2 separate regions of the Homo sapiens genome follow, and region 1 is linked to region 2. A link is an interaction called in ENCODE POLR2A ChIA-PET data of the cell type or tissue named here. Cell type or tissue: GM12878. All regions are shown on one strand.

Region 1 (2,500 bases), 110 kb after region 2:
ATATGCAATTCTTAAAAAGGTACCATTTCTGATTTATTATCTGTAACCTTTGGAAACTAATCACATGAAACTACAAAATTAGCAAATGTCTTGAAATCTGTATATAAAACATAAATTACCTCTAATTTTGAACCCTAACTTATTAGTGTACAGCTCAATATTTAAACAAAAAATGAAAGAGAAAAAAAAAGTGGCTCCAAAAATAGTCTTATACCATTCTTTAAAAAAGGAAACTGTTCCTTTTAAGTTTACACCCACCCCACACCCCAATTTCAAAACATCGTTTAATTGTCTTGGTCATTGACATTTCCAACATAAGATTTTATATTTCGCTCCCATAGCTTCTGGTTATCAAAAAACCCATGCTTTCTTTTATTGAAGGAGTTTGGTCCAGCTGATGTTGGTGTATCCCTTCCAATATTCTTCATCTTCATCTTTGCTTCTGGAGATTTCCTCTGGTTCACTATCTTCATCTTCATTAAAAGCTGCTGCTCCTGAAAAAGTGCTTGGAGCAAGAGTTGGAACAGTTTCTTTTGGCTTATTTGATCCAAGTTTGATGGATATTGTTGATGCTTTCTTTGTCATCCAACTAAGGCAAATCCAAACTTGGAGATCACTGTAGGCTTTGTTGGGAGGTCTGCAGCTTCTTCTTCATCTGACCGTTTCTCAATGCTGCGACTGGAACTTTCCCCTCCATTACTGGAAGAAACAGTTTTAGTTTTCACAAGTTTTTCTGCCTCTTCTTCAGGTCCTCTGGCAGCTCCAGCTCGCTGAGACTTTTCAGCCTTCTTCTCTCCCATCCAACATTTTCCCCCGCCACCCACTTATCAAATTTTGATTTCACCTAATCAAATGCTAAAACAATCTACTCAGAACTAACTTCCATCAAGCGGATCTCAAAGTAAAAAGACCTTCAGGTCTACTTAATTTTTTAATTTTGTTTTTTAGATGGGAGTCTTGTTCTGTTGCCCAGGCTAGAGTGCAGTGGCGCAATCTCAGCTCACTGCAACCTCGGCCTCCGGGGTTTAAGCAATTCTGCCTCAGCCTCCGGAGTAGCTGAGACTACAGGCATCTGCCACGACACCAGGCTAATTTTTGTATATTTAGTAGAGATGAGTTTCCTCATGTTGGCCAGGCTGGTCTCAAACTCCTGACCTCAAGTTATCCGCCCACCTTGGCCTTCTAAAGTGCTGGGATTACAAGCATGAGACATCGCATCTGGCCCAGGTCTAATTTAAAATAAAAGAAATCTGGCCGGGCGCGGTGGCTCATGCCTGTAATCCTAACACTTTGGGAGGCCAAAGTGGGCCGATCACCTGAGATCAGAAGTTTGAGACCAGCCTGGCCAACATGGCAAAACCCCATCTCTACTAAAAATACAAAAAGTAGCCGGGAGTGATGGCGCATGCCTATAGTCCTAGCCACTTGGGATTCTGAGGCACGAGAATTGCCTGAACCTGGGAGGTGGAGGTTATAGTGAGCCAAGATCACGCCACTATACTCCAGCCTGGGTGACAGAGTGAGACTCATGTCTCCAAAAAAAAAAGAAAGGAAAAAGAAATCTTAATCTTAAAATATATCTTAAAATAAAGAGCTGTATTGCTACTTTACAAAATGATTCCAGTGACCACATAATATAGGAAAGGTTCCCATGGGAGTGAAAGATCAGAGCCATCACAAATTGCTATCAAAACAGAATCAACGCCATGCACAGTGGCTCATGCTTATAATCCCAGCACTTTGGGAGGCCAAGGTGGGCAGATCACTTGAGGCCAGGAGTTCGAGACTAGCCTGGCCAGTGTGGTGAAACCCCATCTCCACTAAAAATAAAAAAATTAGCCTGGCATAGTGGCGTATGCCTGTAATCCCAGCTACTCAGGAGGGTGAGGCACAAGAATCGCTTGAACCTGGGAGGTGGAGGTTGCAGTGAGCCAAGAGAGTGCCACTGCACTCCAGCCTGGGCAACAGAGTGACACTCTGTCTCCAAAACAAAACAAAACGGAATCAAGAGGCCAGGCACAGTCGCTCACACTTGTAATCCCAGCACTTTGGAAGGCCATGGTGGGAAAAATGCTTGAGCTGAGGAGTTCAAGAACAGTCTGGGTAACAGAGAGACTTTTTTTTTTTTTTTTTTTTTTTGAGACAGGGTCTCACTGTTGCCCAGGCTAGAGTGCAATGGCAAGATCACGGCTCACTATAGCCTGGACCTCCCCCGACTCAGGTGATCTTCCTGCTTCAGGGTCCTGAGTAGCTGGGACCAAAGGTGCTCAGCATCACACCTGGCTAATTTTTGTATTTTTTGTAGAGACAGGGTTTCGTCATGTTGCCCAGCCTGGTCTCGAATTCCTACACTCAAGCAATCCATCACCTCGGCCTCCCAACTCCTGTGCTCAAGCGATCCGTCACCTCAGCCTCCCAAAGAGCTGGGATTATAGGCATGAACCACCGCGCCCAGCCAGGGTGATCTTGTCTCTAAAACAAATTTAAAAAATTAGCCAGG
Region 2 (2,500 bases):
TTTTTGAGACAGAGTCTACCTCTGTCGCTCAGGCTGGAGTGCAGTGGCATGATCTTGACTCACTGCAACCTCCACCTCCTGGGTTCAAGCAATTCTCCTGCCTCAGCCTCCCGAGTAGCTGGGACTACAGGCGTGTGCCACCATGCCCAGTTAATTTTTTGTATTTTTAGTAGAGACAGGGTTTCACCATGTTAGCCAGGATGGTCTCGATCTCCTGACCTCTTGATCCACCCACCTCGGCCTTCCAAAGTGCTGGGATTACAGGTGTGAGCCACTGCGCCCGGCCTCGAGACTCCACCTTAAAAAAAAAAAAAGAAAATATGCACTTGCCAGGTACAATGGCTCATGCCTGTAATGCCAACTAATCCAGAGGCTGAGGCAGAAGGACCACTTAAGACCCGGAGTTCAAGACCATCCTGAGCAACTTCGCAAGACCCCATCTCTAAAATAGTTTTAAAAAACAGTCAGGTGTTATGCAGGTGCCTGTAGTCCCAGCTACAGATGGGAGGTTCACTTGAGCCCAGGAGTTTGAGGCTGCAGTGAACTATCATCATGCCACTGCACTCCAGCCTTGGTGACAAAGCAGGACTCTATCTCTTAAAAGAGAAAAAGAAGGCCTGGTGTGGCAGCTCACGCCTGTAATCCTAGCACTCTGGGAGGCTGAGGTGGGTGGATCACCTGAGGTCGGGAGTTGGAGACCAGCCTGACCAACATGGAAAAATCCTGTCTCTACTGAACATACAAAATTAGCCAGGAGTGGTGGCGCATGTCTGTAATCCCAGCTACTCGGGAGGCTGACGCAGGAGAACTGCTTGAACCCGGGAGGCAGAGGTTGCAGTGAGCCAAGATCAGGCCACCGCACTCCAGCCTGGGCAATAAGAGCGAAACTCCATCTCAAAAAAAAAAAAAAAAAAAAAAAAATGTAGACAGAATGATGGAAGAAAAGGGCATCACTACTTGGTAACACCATAGTAAATAACTGTTTCAGGCAAAAGTGTCCACAGAAGCTAAATATAGTAAGGGAAAGTAGAAACAGAGTATTTATATAACCACAAAGTAACTCCCCACAAGATACTGATGAAATGACCAAGTGAAAAATAACTTTATAGTGAAGAAACTTAGTAGACACAACTCTAACCAAGTGATCAAAGTTAACAACCCCAGTAATGGGATAAATATATACAATGCACTTTCTGATATCATGCAATGAGAAAAACACACAAATCATTTCTGTTGTATTCCTGCCAAAAATAAATATCTGAATCTAATCATAAGGAAACCTCAGATAAACCCTAGTTGAGGGACAGTCTACAAAATAACCTGTAATCTTCAAAAGTGTCAAGTCATAAAAGACAAAGAAACTGCTTTGGATTAAAGGAGACCAAAGATACATGATAACCGAAGGTAACAATCCTGGATTGGTTCTTGGACAGAGGGAGTAAATACGTATATTCCACATATATATGTAGAATATATGTGTGTATATATATGTGTATATATATATGTAGAATATACATATTTACTGGTTCTTGACCAGAAAAATGTTGATTTGTTGATTGTTTTAAAGGACATTAGAAGGTCTATAAACAGAATAACAGTTTGACACAATTATTAATTTCCTTATTTTGACAACTGTACTGTGGTTTTGAAATAGAATGCCCTTGTTATTAGTACATACAAGTTGAAGTATTTAGGGCTAAAGAGGCATCATGTCTCTCATATGTTTAATAAGAATTTTTATTTTATATTAAATCTTACATATACAATTACCAATACAGAGAAAATGTTAAGGTGAATATGGTAAAATGTTACTTGAAGAATACAGGTGAGATATATAGGAGAATTCTTTATAATATCTTTGCAATTTTTCTAAAAGTCTAAAATTATGTTTAAGTAAAATGTTTTTAATTGGAGACTATAAGTGATGTGATTTGTTAACTCTATTTAATGCATTGTCCAAGGCATTTTTTAAATAATAATACTTAATCCTACTCAGCCTTGAAACTCAAATGCCATCTTTTCAGGAAGTCTTCCTTCGATTATCTCAATCAAATATACGATGCTGTTTTCAACTCTCCAGTTTAGATCTGTATTATAATTACTAGTGTATCTGTCATATACCCACTACTCAGGACCATCACCTGACCATATTATGCTTCTGTGAAAATCAGAAAATGATGCCTCTTCCAGGGGGTCATAGCCCCACATTAGACAAAACAGTGTGGTCGGCAAGCAGTGTCTTTGTGAAAATTAAAAGAAGGTACCAGAAGCACATAGATATAGCCCCCAAAGGCACATTGTGTGGCCAAAGAAACACCTTGATTTCAACATCCATTCACACTTGGTCAGGAACTCTTGGACAAATGAAAACCTAACAACCAAGCTTGGCAAAAGTATCTTTCTACCACTACCAAAATTAGCAGAGGAATCATGCCTCATATGATACACACTGAGTAAATACCTAATGAATTAACAGCCCAATCAGAACAAGGGAAAGAAA

The links. ChIA-PET counts read pairs that join two places held together with the same protein. Peaks named below come from ENCODE experiments on the same cell type or tissue, not always from the same donor. Only the 100,000 strongest peaks of a DNase experiment are listed, where the experiment ranks them.
Region 1: POLR2A ChIA-PET joins it to region 2 with 5 read pairs; 7 of 35 experiments call an interaction of 5 or more read pairs at or near these places.

What each region holds. Positions count from the first base shown.
Region 1 is chr12:111,669,566-111,672,065 of GRCh38, forward strand. The region is part of intron 5 of BRAP (BRCA1 associated protein); the gene reads right to left. It also overlaps the pseudogene PCNPP1. Among named protein-coding and RNA genes, the nearest start is that of BRAP, 15 kb to the right of the region's middle. In GM12878, no CTCF peak of the experiment used is centred here; no DNase peak of the experiment used is centred here.
Region 2 is chr12:111,561,825-111,564,324 of GRCh38, forward strand. All of the region lies in intron 1 of ATXN2 (ataxin 2), which reads right to left. Among named protein-coding and RNA genes, the nearest start is that of ATXN2, 36 kb to the right of the region's middle. In GM12878, no CTCF peak of the experiment used is centred here; no DNase peak of the experiment used is centred here; H3K27ac peaks cover 565 bases.